Regions from separate parts of the Homo sapiens genome. Here region 2 is linked to region 1. The links are chromatin loops, found by intact Hi-C in ENCODE. Cell type or tissue: endothelial cell of umbilical vein. All regions are shown on one strand. Each heading gives the region's core, and the rest is flanking DNA. Links, peaks and the distances in the headings are about the cores only.

The links. A loop is a pair of places that touch in the nucleus more often than their neighbours do. Peaks named below come from ENCODE experiments on the same cell type or tissue, not always from the same donor. Only the 100,000 strongest peaks of a DNase experiment are listed, where the experiment ranks them.
Region 2: a loop joins it to region 1, with 4 times the contacts of the local background. A loop is called at or near these places in 1 of 110 quality-filtered maps.

The regions. Positions count from the first base shown.
Region 1 is chr13:23,315,390-23,323,389 of GRCh38, forward strand. SGCG (sarcoglycan gamma) reads left to right here. Exons shown (of 8, transcript NM_000231.3): 7 at 5,248-5,371. It overlaps LOC107984585 (a long non-coding RNA gene), which reads right to left. Exons shown (of 2, transcript XR_001749787.2): 1 at 6,177-8,000. Among named protein-coding and RNA genes, the nearest start is that of SACS-AS1, 100 kb to the right of the region's middle. RefSeq lists enhancers at 6,061-6,250, 6,261-6,350. In endothelial cell of umbilical vein, for the core only: a CTCF peak has its summit at 4,433 (motif pointing left); DNase peaks (open chromatin) are centred at 4,382, 6,212 and 6,682; H3K27ac peaks cover 3,700 bases.
Region 2 is chr13:23,081,499-23,092,458 of GRCh38, forward strand. No RefSeq gene overlaps it. Among named protein-coding and RNA genes, the nearest start is that of LINC00362, 84 kb to the right of the region's middle. In endothelial cell of umbilical vein, for the core only: a CTCF peak has its summit at 6,568; no DNase peak of the experiment used is centred there.

The DNA.
Region 1 (8,000 bases), core at 1-8,000:
AGGCACATGTAAGTTACATGAGGAAATGGCTCAAATGCCCATGGTCTCCCCTTCTGCCACCCTGCCTTCTCTTCCCCAGCCTGCACCAATGGCCTCATGGGGAGTTCCCTATGATCAGTTGAGAGAGGAAGAGAAGACTAGGGCCTGGTTCACAGATGGTTCTGTATGATATGCAGGCACCACCCAAAAGTGGACAGCTGCAGCACTACAGCCCCTTTCTAGGACATCCCTGAAGGACAGCAGTGAAGGGGAATCTTCCCAGTGGGCAGAACTTTGAGTAGTGCACCTGATTGTGCACTTCGCATGGAAGGAGAAATGGCCAGATATGCAATTATATACTGATTCATGGGCTGTAGCCAATGGTTTGGCTGGATGGTCAGGGACTTGGAAGAAGCATGATTGGAAAATTGGTGACAAAGAAATTTGGGGAAGAGATATGTGGATGGACCTCTCTGAGTGGTCAAAAAATGTGAAGATATTTGTATCCCATGTGAGTGCTCACCAACTGGTGACCTCAGCAGAGAAGGATTTTAATAATCAAGTGGATAGGATGACCCGTTCTGAGGACACTACTCAGTCTCTTTCCCCAGTCACCCCTGTCATTGTCCAATAGTCCCATGAACAAAGTGGCCATGGTGGCAGGGATGGAGGTTACGCATTGGCTCAGCAACATGGACTTCCGCTCACCAAGGCTATTCTGGCTACAGCCACTGCTGAGTACCCAGTTTGCCAGTAGCAGAGACCAACACTGAGCCCTTGATATGGCACCATCCTTGGGGTGATAAGCCAGCTACCTGGTGGCAGTTGGATTATATTGGACCTCTTCCATCATGGGAAGGGCAGAGGTTTGTCCTCACTGGAATAGACAGTCTGGATATGGGTTTGCCTATCCTGCATGCAATGTTTCTGCCAAGACTACTATCTGTAGACTCATGGAATGCCTTATCCACCATCATGGTATTCCACACAGCATTGCCTCTGATCAAGGCACTCCCTTTATGGCTAAAGAAGTGCAGCAGTGGGCTCATGCTCATGGAATTCACTGGTCTTACCATGTTCCCCATCATCCTGAAGCAGCTAGATTGATAGAACGGTGGAATGTTCTTTTAAAGTCACAATTACAGTGCCAACTAGGTGACAATACTTTGCAGGGCTGGGGCAGAGTTCTCCAGAAGGCCGTGTATGCTCTGAATCAGCGTCCAATATGTGGTACTGTTTCTCCCATAGCCAGGACTCATGGGTCCAGGAATCAAGGGGTGGAAGTGGAAGTGGCACCACTCGCCATCACCCCAGTGATCCACTAGCAAAATTTTTGCTTCCTGTTCCTGCGACATTACGTTCTGCTGGCCTAGAGATCTTAGTTCCAGAGGGAGGACTGCTGCCACCAGGAGACACAACAATGATTCCATTAAATTGAAAGTTAAGATTGCCACCTGGACACTTTGGGCTCCTCCTATGTTTAAGTCAACAGGCTAAGAAGGGAGTTCCAATGTTGGCTGGGGTGATTGACCCAGACTATCAAGATGAAATCATTTGGCCGGGCGCGGTGGCTCATGCCTGTAATCCCAGCACTTTGGGAGGCCAAGGTGGGCAGATCATGAGGTCAGGAGATTGAGACCATCCTGGCTAACACAGTGAAAGCTGTCTCTACCAAGATTAGCCGGGCATGGTGGTAGGCACCTATAGTCCTAGCTACTTGGGAGGCTGAGGCAGGAGAATGGCGTGAACCCAGGAGGCAGAGCTTGTAGTGAGCCGAGACCACACCACTGCACTGCAGCCTGGGCAACAGAGTGAGACTCCGTCTCAAAAAAAAAAGATGAAATCAGTCTACTACACCACAGAGGTAAGGAAGAATATGCATGGAATACAGGAGATCCATTAGGGCATCTCTTAGTATTACCATGCCCTGTGATTAAGGTCAATGGGAAACTACAACAGCCCAATCCAGGCAGGGCTACAAACGGCCCAGACCTCTCAGGAATGAAGGTTTGGCTCACTCCACCAGGAAAAAAGCCATGACCTGCTGAGGTGCTTGCTGAAGGCAAAGGGAATACAGAATGGGTAGTTGAAGAAGGTAGTCATCAATACCAGCTACGAACACGTGACCAGCTTCAGAAACGGGGACTGTAATTATGAGTATTTTCTCCTTTTTTTTGCTGAAAACATACTTGTGCATGTATACACTTGTACTAAGAAAATATCTTTATTTTCTTTTCCTTTATCATTTTACATAAGATTTATTGACTTCATAGCAGCATTTAAGTATTGTTAACTTATGTAATAGTATTTGGGTTGGGGATTGGTGCGTTTCCAGTTGTAGGAAGGATAGTTGTATTATGTTGGGTGTAATTATGACCTTATTATCTTTATTTGAAGATTATGTGTGATCTCAGGAGATGTGTATGGGTTCAAGGGGTGGACTTGTGATGGTTAATACTGAGTGTCAACTCGATTGGATTAAAAGATACAAAGTATTGGTCCTGGGTGTGTCTGTGAGGGTGTTGCCAAAGGAGATTATCATTGGAGTTAGTGGGCTGGGGAAGGCAGACCCACCCTTAATTGGGTGGGCACCATCTAATCAGTGGCCAGCAAATATAATGCAGGCAGAAAAATGTGAAAAGGCTCCCAGCCTACATCTTTTTGTCATGCTGGATGCTTCCTGCCCTCGAACATTGGACTCCAAGTTCTTCAGTTTTGAGACTCGGACTGGCTCTCTTTGCTCCTTAAGCTTTCAGACAGCCTATTGTGGGACCTTGTGATCATGTAAGTTAATACTTAATAAACTCCCCTTCCTACTAGTTATGTCCTACTATAACTACTAGTTATGTCCTACTAGTTATATCCTACTAGTTATGTCCCTCTAGGGAACCCTGACTAATACACCAATCAACTGTGAGATCTCTCAAAGTCAACTTCCAAGTCTTTTGTATACATCTTTAATTGAACTAATGAGAAGAGAGTGAATCAAATTCTGAAAGCAAAGTTAGTGCCTTATGTCCAGTGTCTTATGTCCTAAGAAGAAAACTGCCATGATGGGACCTAAATATTTAATATAGAAATATACATATTTATATATAATATATATTTAATATTACACACACACATAAGCATTTGGATATATTTCTGTGACACTGTTCAAAACTCTTTTACTTTTCATTGAAGTCATAATATTTATGTATTTACCTATTCAGAAAAGAGGGTAAACTAAAATATAACAAAGACAGAAAACAAGTTATTTTGTATCTGAGTACTGTTCAATGTGTTAATGGAAATGTATACTTCAGAGCAATCTTATCTCAGCCTTTTGGTAAAATGTGTCTCAATCTGGGTTGAACTGAAATTTCTCATCTCCAAGTCTAGAAATAATGCAAAGGGTAAGAAGTTTGCTCTTCTTAGCAGCGTCCCATTATAACATGGTTAAAAACTAGTAAATGATCAGGTTGAAGTCATTTTGTTGTCGTTTAATGACTGATCTTGGAAACACCCACTTTCACAAGGATCTTCAAGGTCACAGATAGTTTGCCTGAAATTGACCAGGCTTCAAAGGTGCTTCTGTGTTCTTCCTTCCTTCCACTCCTCCACGCAAGAAAAATGTAGACAATTATCCAAGGTCAAAATAGCAAACTGGGGCCAGGCGTGGTGGCTCACGCCTGTAATCCCAGCACTTTGGGAGGCCAAGGCGGGTGGATCCCGAGGTCAGGAGTTCGAGACCAGCCTGGCCAAGATGGTGAAATCCCGTCTCTACTAAAAATACAAAAATTAGCTGGACACGGTGGCGGGTGCCTGTAAACCTAGGTACTTGGGAGGCTGAGGCAGGAGAATCGCCTGAAGCCAGGAGGTTGTGGTTGCAGTGAGCCAAGACCACACCACTGTATTCTCTAGCCTGGGTGACAGAGCAAGACTCCGTCTCAAAAAAAAAAAAAAGACAAAAAGCAAACTGGGCAGGCAGCCAGACCATGCACATGGAGCTGTACCAAAGTGTTCCCCAGCCTAACTTGACCAATAAATTCCATAAATGTCTCTAAGCGTTTTCTCATACTCAAGGTAAGACTTCAAAATGTGGGGCAGGTCAAACTTCACATGCTCAGAAAATGAAACTTTGTCTTCTATAACAAATAGTCATAGATTAAAAAAAACTTGCCAATTCAAGGGAGCAATTTCATCAGATGTAAAAAGTCTGTTAAATAAATGTTCAGTCAATTTAAGTGCAGATTCATTATCAGGGTACTTCTCTCTTAAGCCACTTCCCTTTCTCTCTGCTCCCTGCCCCTCTCCTCCCATGAAACCCTAGCCTACAATGGGTAGGATTTCCGAATTAGGTATCTTTTTCTGTTTGTTCTGCTTCCTACTGCCCTTTAAGCGTTTCCTTGAAATCAGCATTTCAAACTTTGGGGCTGAGCAGCTGAAAAGTGTTTCAAATGATCACATTGTGCCATCTGGTGGAAATACAGCCTTTTCCAGGCAGAGGCAAGTAAGAGAATTCCTCTGGCTCTTATATTTTTGGTTCTCTTTCTATATTTGGCTTAACCACAAGGAAAGTCTGATAAATTTTACAAAACCAAAAGCCAGCTGAGGCCAACCTCCCTCCTTTCGGTTCTATCAGTTTAGTATTTTTTCCAAAAGAAATCTTTCCATTTGCCCTGTAATGTTTTTAAATAATAATAAAGAAAAGACCAAACTTATATTCTGTCTTATGAACATGTGGAAAATGCATGTGTTGTCCTTAAATCTATCTTTTTTTCTTAAATAAATTGGTGTTTTAACTAAAAAACAAGCCTGCCACAGCTGGTTGAGAGGCCAAGCCAGGAGGACCTCTTGAGCCGGGAGTTCGATTTTGCAGTGTGCCACGATCACAACTGTGAAGAGCCACTGCACTCTAGCCTGGGCAACATAACGAAAATAATTTTGTATAGTAATTCATAAATGGCATTTTCTTCTGAAATAGTATGCCAGAGTACTTAACTATGCCATCGGAAACTGCTGCATGGGATTAGGACTGCCTAATGTTTTTATCGGCTTTTAGAGGATACTAATCTCATAGGCTTTCATTGATACAAAGTTTATATCTTACTTCACATTATTTCTAGATTTATCAATGAATAATGCACAATATGTTACCATTTGAGAATGACTTGAAGACTTACATATCTTACTAGTTATATTTCCCATGCTAAGTTGAGGGATTGCTGGAGTGGCTATTTTTAATACTTTTTTTTTTTTTTTTTGTGCTTCTTTTCCTCATCTCAGATTAGAATCCCCCACTCGGAGTCTAAGCATGGATGCCCCAAGGGGTGTGCATATTCAAGCTCACGCTGGGAAAATTGAGGCGCTTTCTCAAATGGATATTCTTTTTCATAGTAGTGATGGAATGGTGAGTTCATTCACAGATCAGCCTCCTACTGTATGTCCTGATGATATTCCTGAGTACCATGTCTGTAAAGCTATCAGTATTAAATTTCTAGTAGTTTGTAGGAAAACATTGTGAAGGTCATAGAGTAGCAAATGTACAAGGAAAGCAAAAGACAATTTAGCATTGAAAGAAGGGCCAAGAAAGTCTAAAATTATTCTGTATTAGATCCAGACAGCTTTCTTTAACTGGCATTTATGCTATCAAGTGATTTAGTGACTTGTTATTTTCAAGTCGGAAAAAAAAAACACTACAGACGTTCACAGTTTACAGAGAATGTCCATTTTGCCATTTCCTAGGGATGGCTGTCACTAGGAGTCACCCACTAACAACCACTGTCACCTTTCACTGCCCAGAGTGCTGCGTTTAAGCTGCATTTCCAGTTTAAATGAAAATGAAAGATGAAAAATAAGAGTGTTTTTTTCAAAGTCAACTACAATAAAGATAAAATCTGGGACTTCAAGTCTAGAAATACAGTTGTCCCCCTTTATTGACAGGGGATTTGTTCCAAGACCCCTACTGGAAGCCTAAAACCACAGAGAGTACAGAACCCTGTATACACTATCTGTTTTCCTGTGCATACACACCTCTGCTAAAGTTTAACTTATAAATAAGGCTCAGTGAGAGATTAAGAACAATAACTCACAATAAAATGAAGTGATTATGACAATATGCTAGCATCAATGCTCTTGTGCTTTGGAGCCATTATTAATTAAAATTAACGGTGACTTGAACACAAGTACCACAATAACTTAACAGTGGATCTCACCGTGGAGATGGCTCCTCAGTGACTCACGGGCTGGGAGCGTAGACAGCTGGAGATGCTGGACACAGGGATGATTCATGTCCTGGGCTGGACGGCTCAAGATTCCATCACGCTAGTCAGAAAGGGGTGCCATTTAAAATGTATAAATTATTTCTGGAATTTTCCATTTAATATTATCCAGACCAAAGTTGACAGCAGATAACTAAAATCAAAACTAAAACCAAAGAAAGTGAAACAGCAGGCAGCAGGGGAGGAGCTGCTAAAACCTCACTGACACAAGCCAAAGTCACAATGAGGCTTACAGCACACAGTGCTCAATACTGATATTGGAACCCTGTTTGTTAGAAAAAAAAAAAGGAAAAAGCTCAATTTCGGTCAACCAGAAAATCAGACATGTTAGGGATGTTCCTAAATGGTCTAGAAGAAAACCAAGGATTTGGTTTATAAGCTCATTCCAATTGTATGATGCCATATTTATAGATTTGTGCAAACAACTGATCTCATCTTCTTGGCCTAACCCCAGATATTTTCATATGTATGAATGTGCTCAAAATAAGCCACTGCTGCAAGAATTGTCTTGTACATAGCTCTGTCTTACCAAGAGTGAGTGCAGTGAGTGACATGGGTTGTGTTCACTCATGCCACCATTGCCTGACAGACCCTGTGGAATCCAATAGGGATGGCACCACGTCCAAAAGGCTGAAGAAGAGACCCAGAGCCATGGAACAGGACATAGGGTTTATTGAGGACTTAACAGACAGGGCGGTCCAGTAGCAGCGAGCTGGACTGGAAAACTGCTCCCATTTTTAAAAAGCATGCAGGTTATACAGCATTTTCACTTAGCAACAACTTCCATTTAACCCAAAACAAAGGGCCTCGATCCCCCATATGGCCTGTGTTGCAAGGGATGGGCCAGGCGCTCCGATGTCCTTCACAGATGTGGACTGAATCTCAGGGTTTGCCACTCCCAGACTCCTTAGCTCAGAAGGCTGAACACACATTCTTCTTGGATCATAGAGTCATTCTCAGGGATTGCCTGAGTTATTGCAGTCAGGTGCATCTCCATACACCGGGTGAATGTGCTGGGATAAACATCCATGGACGCTGTTAGTACAACAAGAAGGCACATGGGTTTCCAAGCTCCTCCCCAGCCCAGGCCCTATCATCGCACCTGCGGCGATGCACAGACCGCCCCCCACCCATCCACCTCCCCCCCCCCCCCCCCCCGCCAACAGGTGTAACGTGGTGCCGCGGGCAGAGGATTCACCTGGAAGTCAGGAAGCCTGAGTCCTAGTGCTAGATCAAATTCCCTCATTACCTGTTTGAATTCAGGACTCTTATCCGGCCCTCTCTAGGCCTGTCTCAGCAAATAGGGAATATAATATTTGCTTAATTATGTCATAGGGTTTTGAGACACTACTGTAGGAATATGGGTGCCAACATTTTGAAACTACATTACTGTGATATTAATAGGAACGTGTAGTAAAGGTGTAGGTGGATATGGTGCCATCATCAAGCCAGCTGCGAGAACAGCACCAGAGTGTGTGGGCAGGACCCATCAGATGACAGCCTGCTAGTGGAACACAGGTCTTCAGGGGAAGCCACTGCAGGTCATAACCTATGAAGTTGTGATGTCAGGAGCAGAGAAATGCAGAAATAAAAATCAAGAATGAGGCGTTAGATAATAACCTAAAGATTCTACTTGAAAAACATATTAACAGCTATTTGACTTCTTTGACCGTGACTGCACCAGACCATGCACGGCACAGAGCTGCCTGCAATGCTGTGGGGTCGTGTGATCAAGCCTCACCTGGCAGGTGCACACCG
Region 2 (10,960 bases), core at 1,637-9,636, 230 kb before region 1:
TGTGGTTAAACACATATTCAGTACTCTTTTTGAGCAAATCAGAGACAGAGAAAAAAAATCTAATATAAGGAGACGCTGAGGCTAATTAGCAGCCTGGGATTTTGTTATTCTCTCTCCTCTGAAGGTTCCATGACTGTTTTGACTTCTGGCCCTAGAAGGCCCATATCTCTTGGCTCTAGTTTTTAAATCTCACCATTATTTTAAGGCATATAATTTCCAGTCCCTTAGCCCTAAAGTCCTAAAACCCCAGCCATCTCAGCTCTCCATCCCCTAAGCCCCCACGTGCTCTGCTCTGTGGGTGTGTTCTGGTCCCTACTAGATTCCTTTCCTCTCTCTGAAACACGCGCATTGGGGCCTGTGGGCCCTCATCCCACACTAGCTGGAGCTGAGGTGAGAAACTACAGCCCCCTCCCAAAGTCTTGAAAAGCAGCTGTTTGTTGCAGGCTTTTCTGGAGGGACGACAGATCAAGAGTGTAACCATGCCTCCAACAGCAATGCTGGCTCAAAATAATCCTCCCTAGGAGAGCCAGTTTCACACTCTCAGCAGCATCGCCCACTCTTCCCCCAGGCAGGCTTCTCACCTCTCTGGTGCTCCCTTCTTCCTCCTCCTCAGGCAAATGTGCCCATGTTGTCACCTCTAAAGCCGGCTCCTGAGCCCCCGCCATTCTCCTGGGGAAGCAGGAAAGCACTCCTCCGCTAACCGCCTTCCTCTTAGGGACGAACTCCCTGGAGGTCTGGGGAGCACCCTGCCTTCCTGCACTCTCAGTGCTGTTGTGTAAAGCTGCCTCTACAAAAGCCATACGTCTCCTCCAATCATGTGGGAATCCTCACAAAGCCAGGACCACTGTTTTTACTTTATTCTTTAAATTGTCACATGATATAAAAACCAGTATACAGATATGAAAAGGTTTTAATTTTTAAATGTATTTATACTTGAACGCACAAAGTTTCATGTCAACACATAATAGTCTTTTCAATTCCTTTTCTGGTTTCTTTAGACTTTCTTCCTTCACCTACATCGGGTTTTCCCAACACGCAATAAACAAGGTAAGGCTCTCCTGAGTGTCTTCCCGGGTTTTCTCTGTGCTTGCAGAATCCCTACAGACATGGACAAAAACAAACGCACTGAGACAGCTGCTCTTTGTTTTAAAAAATTGGCATCCTACTATACATACTTTTCTGCATGTTGGTTTTCTAATTCAACAGTACCTTGTGAAAAACATTTTCAAGACAACGGATATAGTTTTAATTTTTCCTTTTTTTTTTTTGAGATAGAGTCTTTCTCTGTTGCCCAGGTTAGAGTGCAGTGATGCCAACTCGGCTCACTGCAACCTCTGCCTCCTGGGTTCAAGCAATTATCCTGCCTCAGCCTCTCAAGTAGCTAGGATTACAGGTGCCCACGACCACGCCTGGTTAATTTTTGTATTTTTAGTAGAGATGGGTATTCACCATGTTGGCCGGGCTGGCCTTGAACTCCTGACCTCAGGTGATCCACCCAACTTGGCCTCCCAAAGTGCTGGGATTACAGGCATGAGCCACCATGCCAGGCCTATATTTTTTAATGAGTATTTTATTCATGCTGCAGATCAGGACTTTGTAACATGAGCAGTATGATTTTAGGCATGGAAACCATTGCGTTGGGGGCTGCCCTGTGCATTAGGAGGTGTTTAACATCACCCCTGACCTCTATCCTCTAGAAACCAGGAGCACCGCTGCCGCCTTCCAACTGTGACAACCAAAAATGCCTCCAGACATTGCTAAATGTCCTCTGGAGGACAAAATCACCCAGGCTGAGAAACACCGGTGTGGACATACTATAATCTGTAATGGATTCATCCATTCCTTTACGGGAAGGCAACCCACATTTTGGCCACCACAATGAAATGCAGCAATAAATATATTTACACATACTTTTGATAAAAATTATTTTATCAAATAGTTTTAAATATACCTTTTGTCAAAACCTTGGATCTGGAAATAAGCTTTCTAAACTAATAGAAAGTATTCACTGTGTTCACCATGTAAGCTAGTTAGCAAAGCCAATCTTCATTGTCAAACCAATTAGACAAATAAGTCTTTTAAATAAAAAAAGTTTCAAAATTTAAGTCAGCATGTTTAACATGTGAGAGGAATATCTCAAACTGAGAAAGTCGAATTCTTACTGCAAGATGGACTACTAAAAGCAGTCAGGAATGACATTATTTTACTTCAATCTAATTCATCTATGCATTTTATTAGCTATAAAGTTAAAAGCATAAATCTATATACTGTCTTACGTACATAATTCTAAGCAATACAATGTAATGTGTACAAAAATAGAAAACTACTTACAAAGCTATAAATGTAATTCAAAGCATGATATTCAGCAAATATAAGTGTACGTGGGCATGAACTCTAGTAACTGGCTTTGGGAATAAAAATAAGAAAAAAATCTATCAAACACTTTAGATTTGTGATAAATTTTAATAAAGAATTTTGTATATTTAATGAAGGAGAAAGGAATATGCTATAAAAATCTGAGTCGAGCTGTTAGCACATTTCACACAGCACATTGCAGAAACCAAAAGAAGACACAAAAAGGGAGGAAGGAAAGAAGGTCTCAAATAAGGCTGGGGAGGGGGGCAGGGGCCAGATCGTGAAGGAGCTTCTGAGCTGCATAAAGGATTTCGGCCTCTATCATGGAAGCAATGTGATCGTATTGAAGAGCCTTAATGAAGTAGAGTACTAGCATCTTATATGTGCATACTTTAAAAGTTGACTGTTACTGGCCGGGCGCGGTGGCTCACGCCTGTAATCCCAGCACTTTGGGAGGCTGAGGTGGGCGGATCACGAGGTCAGGAGATCCAGACCATCTTGGCTAGCACGGTGAAACCCCGTCTCTACTAAAAATACAGAAAAATTAGCCGGGCGTGGTGGCGGGCGCCTGTAGTCCCAGCTACTCAGGAGGTTGAGGCAGGAGAATGGCGTGAACCCAGGAGGCGGAGCTTGCAGTGAGCAGAGATCGTGCCACTGCACTCCAGCCTGGGCGACAGAGCGAGACTCCGTCTCAAAAAAAAAAAAAAAAATTGACTGTTACTAATCGTAGAGAATCAATCAGAGGGTGACATGAGAAGATGCCAGAGAAGAGTCCTGAGATTACTTTAAACAGGAAATGGTGAAAACTTGGGTTAAGGTGGCGAATGTGGAGCTGACAGAAATGAACATTTGATTATTCAGTGCAGGGACTATCCTCAGAACATAATGGTGAGTACAGTCACATAGCAAGGATGGTTAAAGCCCTAAGAAGAGATGGAACCACTTGGACTGCATGGCAGTTGGGGCCCAGGACCAAGCTGTGGGGAGCTCCAGCATTCAGGGGCCGCAGAGGGGACCCAGCAAGTGGAACACACAGAGGAGGCATGGCAAGAGACCCAGGCGGGAAGCCAGGTGAGTGCAGCGTCCTGCTGGCTAAGGGAAGGACGCTTCAAGAGTGTCAGGAGTCAGTGTTAGGGCCCAGAGAACGATACCCTAAATGAAGGCTTCAGAAGCAGCTCTCTCTGACCTTCTCCCGCCCTCCTGTCTCTGGCTCCTCATTCTCCCCTGGGCCTAGCCCCAGAAACTGGAATCCCTCTTCACCAAGTCAGGGTCATAGAAACCAGAACCCATCTTCCCCAAACCCAACCATAACACCTAAAAATAGTGCTCTAACTTTCTCGCTGCGTTTCTGTGTAAAATCTGGTCATAAATAAATTCTCAGACCTACCTTGTTTGACAGTAGGTTATAAGACCCCCATTCCAGGCCGGGCATGGTGGCTCACGCCTATAATCCCAGCATTTTGGGAGGCCAAGGCGGGTGGATCACGAGGTCAGGAGATTGAGATCGTCCTGGCTAACACAGTGAAACCCCGTCTCTACTAAAAATACAAAAAAAAAAAAAAAAGCCAGGCGCGGTGGTGGGCACCTGTAGTCGCAGGTACTTGGGAGGCTGAGGCAGGAGAATGGCGTGAACCCGGGAGGCGGAGCTTGCAGTGAGCCGAGATCGCACCACTGCACTCCAGCCTGGGCGACAGAGGGAGACTCCCTCTCAAAAAAAAAAAAAGTACCCCCATTCCAGAGAGGGTTCTGCCCCACACCCAGAAGGAAGGTACGGTGCTCAGAGAGGCCAGGAAGAATCTAGATGGACAAGCCTCGCTGGGTTTCCCCACTCAGTCTGTTAGCATTAGGTCATGCCCTTTTTGTCCAATCAAATTTCTACATGGCTGTCCATATTTTGTTGAACCTCAATACAAAAATGGACAATTTCCCCTTTATCTTTGAGTCTTCATTCTGAAGGCTCCCATGTGAAATAAAATTAAGATACAATAAGACTGTATGCCTTTTCACCTATTGATCTGCCTTTTGTCCAGCTGATTTTCAGGGACCCTTCAGGGGAAGAAGGGAACGTTTTCCCTTGGCCCTTACATAAGAATGCTACTAATACAGTGGTAAGAAAAAATGAAACCAAATTCTCCTTTGTTTCATTTTTCCTGTTAAAGAGTGAAAACAGTTAAAGACATACCTTTTCATTAGAGTCCTGTTTTTGCTATGTCTTGTAAGTTTTTGTTTTTTTTGTTTTTTTTTTGTTTTTTTTTTGTTTTGAGGCAGAGTCTCGCTTTGTCGCCCAGGCTGGAGTGCAGTGGCACGATCTCTGCTCATTGCAAGCTCCGCCTCCCGGGTTCACACCGTTCTCCCCGCCTCAGCCTCCCAAGTAGCTGGGACTACAGGCACCCGCCACCATGCCTGGCTAATTTTTTTTGTATTTTTAGTAGAGACGGGGTTTCACTGTGTTAGCCAGGATGGTCTTGATCTCCTGACCTTGTTATCCGCCCACCTCGGCCTCCCAAAGTGCTTGGATTACAGGAGTGAGCCACCGCACCAGGCCGTCTTTTAAGTTTTTATATGCAGTGTTCTCATTAATTTTTCTAAATTATCAATAATTGCACTTATTTCCTCTCTACCAAATAGTTATTTTAGAGAATGTTAAATTTTCAAGTGATTGTATTTTTAATTTAAATAGTCATCAGTGTACAGAGAAAGGACTTTTTTAGGATTCTTTTGAAGTCCCTTGATTAAGAGAGGTGTTTTTCCCTCCTATAAGGTTGGAATTAAGTTGACTTTTCTTCCACAGTAATCTCATTTAGACCCTCATTTAAAGAAATTCAACAAAAGTCTAATGCCAACTCCCTTTCCCCAGTTTCTAGCGCTAGCTAATTAGAGCTTTTTCCTACTTTCGTATTTCTTTCATTATTTGGATGAAAATCTGGAATAATTAGGTGTGCATTCAGATCACTGTCTTGTTCAGCAGCCAGTCACAGGTAATAGTTTAGCTGCCTGATGCTACAGCTCTCTTCTGTAATGTAAACCATTGTTTTTGTTTGTTTGTTTGTTTTTTGCCTCTTTGCTCTTTCCAGCACAGTGTTCTGTGATCATGGCAATACCAGAAGCATTTTAAATTCCTTCTGAAGAAAAAGACACTATCTGCTTAGAATTTAAGCTGGAAACCAACAGCAACCTCCTTGTTGCTGTGCCATGCTTTTTTCCTACATCATGTGATTGTAGAAGCCTACCAGCAGCGATAACTCAGCAGTAACTTGAGGATACATCTGTTTAATTGCTTCACACCCAGTGTCAGATAGATAATAATAGCAGCACAAAGGACCTGAGAGATCATCCAATTAGTACAAGCCCCCTGTTTTGTAGATGAGGAAAATGAGTCATTGCTAAGACTTTCACACAGTTATTTAGTGGAAAATTTGCATTCATATTTACACAAAGAGCAATGCCTTACATAATAGAAAACTAACGACTTAGTATGATTTATGGAAATGTAATTTTTGAAAGAGCTACCCATAACCTCAGGTCCTTCAGAAACCAGGAAGAATAGAAATGGCTTTGTCAGCCTTTAAAAACAGCTATTAATTTGCTATTCCAAATGTCAGCAGGTAAGTTACTCCACAGAGTAGGGCATGAAAAGCACCCAGAAGACATGGAGAAGATTTATACTTGAGTTCTTGTATTTCAAACTCATTGTATTTTCTTGATGATGAAGACAAGTGATTTTTGTAAAACATACATTTGTAATTTAAAGACAGATAGATGCTGACTCATTACCCGGATTAAAGTACTCTCCACATAAATAGTTGTCATCTGCTGTAGCCCCACCTGTTTCTACTCCATTTTCAACCTCTTTTTTCCTTGTTTTCTTTCCAACATTTAGACATGAGATTTCACTCTTGGGCTTAAAGTCAGCCCTCAGTAATAATGTTGATACTATTCTGATGCCCTTTTCATTCCAACTCTGATTTTAATTCTAATACTAATACTAGCACTAGCTAAAGTTGATTGAGTGCTTACTTGATATTCTAAATGCTTTACATGAACTATCTAATTTAACAGAAATAGCAACCTACTACTATCTCTCTCCATTTTACAGATTAAGAAACTGAGGCACAGAGAGGTTGTATCTGTAGGAAGTGGCAGAATGAGCCATCCACCCAGGCAATCAGGGTCTAGATAGAACCTGCAGTCTGTTTGAACCACTGAGCTCTACAACCCCACCCAGTGGCTCATTTGGGTATCAGGTCATGTCCAAGTAAAAAGGTAAAAAGGGCAATTATAGGAGCCTCCCCAACCACACATGGGAAGGGGCCATGGAACCAGTTTTTCTTGTAAAAAGGACAGTTCACTTGACCAAACTTGACCACACATACCACAGCAAGCTGATGACAGCGCCATACATGATTTTTCATGAGCAAAGAGAAATGTACTGCATACATCTTAACCTCCAGTTGTTCATTTTGAGAAGGAATAAAAGATCCAGAAGGAAAAGTAGATCCCGTTCAGACAGTTTATAAACACTTAACCAGTGCTCATAGCCCAGTGCAGAAGGACAGGAAACTCACCAAACCTACACAGGGTTTTGTCAGATGGTGGTTTTTCAGGGTAAAATGGTGGACCTTATTTGGAAATACTTTCTCCTTTATCTCATAACCTTTGGTCAACTTTAAGAGGGTATTCTTGAATGTTTATTCCCATTGGTGTCAGATTAAGACTGAAAACATCCATTGAATTTCACAGCTAGGAGGTTGTTAATGGAGATAATTTTAGTGGATTGGTGAAGGCCACAGCAGGTATCAGATTTAGAACTGAATGGGAATTATAAAGAGAAGAACAGTCTTTTTAGACTCTCTTGTTTTTTGGACATGGAGAAAGAACTTTGGGCTTCCTTTGATAGCTAAAGAGAAAATAGAGGCAAAAATGGCAGATGTTTTAAGATTCTTGAGCATAATTAAATACTAAAGTGACAAGGGTGATAAAGAGGGAGAGGACAAAATAATCAATGCCACAGGCTCTAAAGGAACTGAGGACATAGGGACAGGACAGGAAGAGACAAACCTCCTGCAGATGCTGACAGAAAGTCCCCTTAACAGATCAGGGCAGGAGTTGAGAAGGGCAAGAGGCTGAGATCATCTCTACCATAGCTGTTTATTTCCTGGTGAAGTCCACAGGGCTTGGGCAATATTCATTGATTTCAATGGCATTGATTGGTAGTTGGAATTCTTTTAAATTTCTAATGAGTATTCTGAAATAAATATTAGGGTAAATAGGACAAAATTGGTCAAGGTTTTGTCCAGTACAGGGAAGGATAGAAAGGCAGAACCATGAGAGCAGTAAAATGGTGCCATTTAAGGTCTTGGATATTTTATTTTATAATTTTGTTTTTGAGACAGAGTCTCACTCTGTTGCCCAGGCTGGAGTGCAGTGGCACAATCTTGGCTCACTGCAACCTCCACCTCCCAGATTCAAGTGATTCTCCCTGCCTCAGCCTCCTGAGTAGCTGGGATTACAGGTGCGTGCCACCATGCTGGGCTAATTTTTGTATTTTTAGTAGAGATGAGGTTTCACCATATTGGCCAAGCTGGTCTTGAACTCCTGACCTCAAGCAATCCACCCGTCTCAGACTACCAAAGTGCTAGAATTACAGGCATGAGCCACCACACCTTGCCAGATATTTTATATTGAATGTTTGATTAACAGAAGCATAGTTTGGACATCCTAGTGCATAAATGGCAAACAGCTTTGTATGCCCTGCAGATCTCATGTTGCCTGTCACATCACTGCCACCATCTATAATTTGAGATCTTTTATTCTTTGATTAACTTGAATGAAAAAAAAAAAAAAAACTCCAGTTTCCTATGTCCTGCAGTCTGGTGATCTGTGTTCAAAGTCATGTCTCAAAACATGTACCCAAACAGTGAAATAGAAAAGTAGTTCCTTGTCAGAGTAAACACAGAAGCGTATCAGTATTTTTTGAAATACCTTCTTGTAGTATTTAGGACTTTTGACATCTATTTGAAAAATGAAAAGTAACTTTTTAAATGGCCAGGTATATTTTTCTTCAAACATCAAAAGCAGCTTAGTTTAATGGTGAAGTGTGTCCTGGCCGAGGCTATAAGATAGTGCCTATTCTCGACTTTCTTGCTAAGCCTATATACAAAGCAGGAGTGGCTGCTTTCACTAGAATATTTTCAAGAAGCTTAGCTTTTCAGGATCTGGGGGGCAGATAAATCTTAATCATGTAGAAAAATTGTAACCACAGTTCTGACACTTTCATTTCTTACTACTGGCAGTGAAGCCCTTTTCAGTGAAAAACAGTATATAAATCTTCTCTTGACTCAGATGAATTCTGGTCTGTCACATACTCTCGTTTCACTGAGTAACTTTCCAAATTACAAGTTTGTTTTCTGATAAGCAAATTCAACAAAATCCAACACACACCCACAACAGTCTAAATTCTGAATCTTTTTTTTTTTTGGAGACGGAGTCTCACTCTGTCGCCCAGGCTGGAGTGCAATGGTGCAATCTCCACTCACTGCAACCTCTGCCTCCTGGGTTCAAGTGATTCTCCTGCCTCAGCCTCCCGAGTAGCTGGAATTACAGGTACCCACCACCATGCCCAGCTAATTTTTTTTGTATTTTTAGTAGAGACGTGGTTTCATCATGTTGGCCAGGCTCGTCTCGAACTCCTGACCTCAGGTGATCCGCCCACCACACCCTCCCTAAGCGCTGGGATTACAGGCATGAGCCACCCCACCTGGCCGAATATTTTACAACTCTAATTAATAGGTGTCAACTAATAATAAAGAAATGCTAAGTCTCTCTACATGGTTTACTGCAAGTTGTTTGCATTTTTATTCACACACTATTCCAAGAGTTCCTGACATTTGTCTGCCCCGTCAACCCTAATACCAGATTTGTGTGAACAAATACAATTTCCACCAAACCTTCCCATTTGTTTTCCCTCTACCATAAACACCAACACTCATCCTGCTTCTCGGCCTCTCCTATATTGAAGTATGGAAATACAAAGTTTCCTTCTCGTTAATGGTGAGAGTGACAGTGTCTATAGGTAAGACAAAAAAAAAATCACCAGAATTTACTGCATGATTCTACGCGAGAAACTGAGCTAAATATTTTTTCCTTTTTTTTTGAGAAGGAGTCTCGCTGTGTCACCCAGGCTGGAGTGCAGTGGCGTGATCTCGGCTCACTCCAACCTCCATCTCCTGGGTTCAAGCGATTCTCCCTGCCTCAGCATCCTGAATAGCTGGGATTACAGGCATGCACCACAATGCCAGGCTAATTTTTGTATTTTTAGTAGAGACGGGGTTTCACCGTGTTGGCCAGGCTGGTCTTGAACTCCTGACCTCAGGTGATCCACCTGCCTCAGCCTCCCAACATGCTGGGATTACAAGCGTGCACCACCGTGCCCAGCCTAAATTTTTTACACAGATGAAAAATCCTCGTTACAAACAGGATTAGCATTCCCACTTTACAGATTAGGTCACTGAGGCTCAGGGAAGTCATGTGCTTCCCAAGAGACACTCAGGCAGGCATGCCCCCTCCCATACCTGGGGACCGCACTTTTCCCTCACTGAGAAAAGTGATATGAGCCAACCGGAAAACTATACCTTGTCCCACCCTTTATCTATACTTATATGTTCTGTCCCCTCTCCTGATACGGATAAAAATGTTTCCCTGAGCCTATCAAAACTGAACCTTTTCATTTCAGCCCTGGGTCCCAGCCCCTCTCCTTTTCTCGAGAACTGTATCCAGCCTATAGTTAATGTTTCAAATTCCCCACCATTCATTCTCTCTTTGCCACACTCCAGGCTGGCTTCTGCCCTTGCCACTCCTCAGAGTGGGCTCTCGTTGAGGTCTATAATCGCCATGCAGCCAAATGCAGCAAGTGTCTCCTGCCTCACTTTCCCTGAGCTCCGTACCTGAGACAGAACTACACCAACAGCAGGGTTATGGAGGACCCTATGTCCCCAACAGAGGTTTTCAGATGTGGTTTGGCTGTGTCCCCACCCAAATCTCACCTTGAATTGTAATCTCCATAATCCCCACATGTCAAGGGCGGGACCAGGTGGAGGTAATTGGATCATGGGACTAGTTTCCTCCATGCTATTCTCATGATAGTGGGTGAGTCTCGCGAGAGCTGAGAGTTTTATAAGCGTCTGGCATTTCCCCTGCTTGCACTCATTCCATCCTTCCACCCTGTGAAAAAGGTGCCTGCTTCTCATTTGCTTTCTGCCATGATTGTAAGTTTCCTGAGGCCTCTCCAGCCATGCTGAACTGAGTCAATTAAGCCTCTTTCCTTTATAAATTACCCAGTCTTGGGTATTTCTTCACGGCAGCATGACAACGGACTAATACACCTTTTTATCATGTCTAGTGCCATGAACATAACAATGAAATCTTCCACGTCAGTGTTACTGTACTGTGAAAGATAGTCCTGCAGGAAGTCTCATACAACATGAGAAATGAGACTCAAGTGTCTAAAGAAGTCCCACACTTTCAAAGTGGTACCAGCTTTGGATGTATACGTGCAGTATGGCTGTAAGGGTTGTAATTTCAGAAGAAACTGATTTTTGTAATAGAG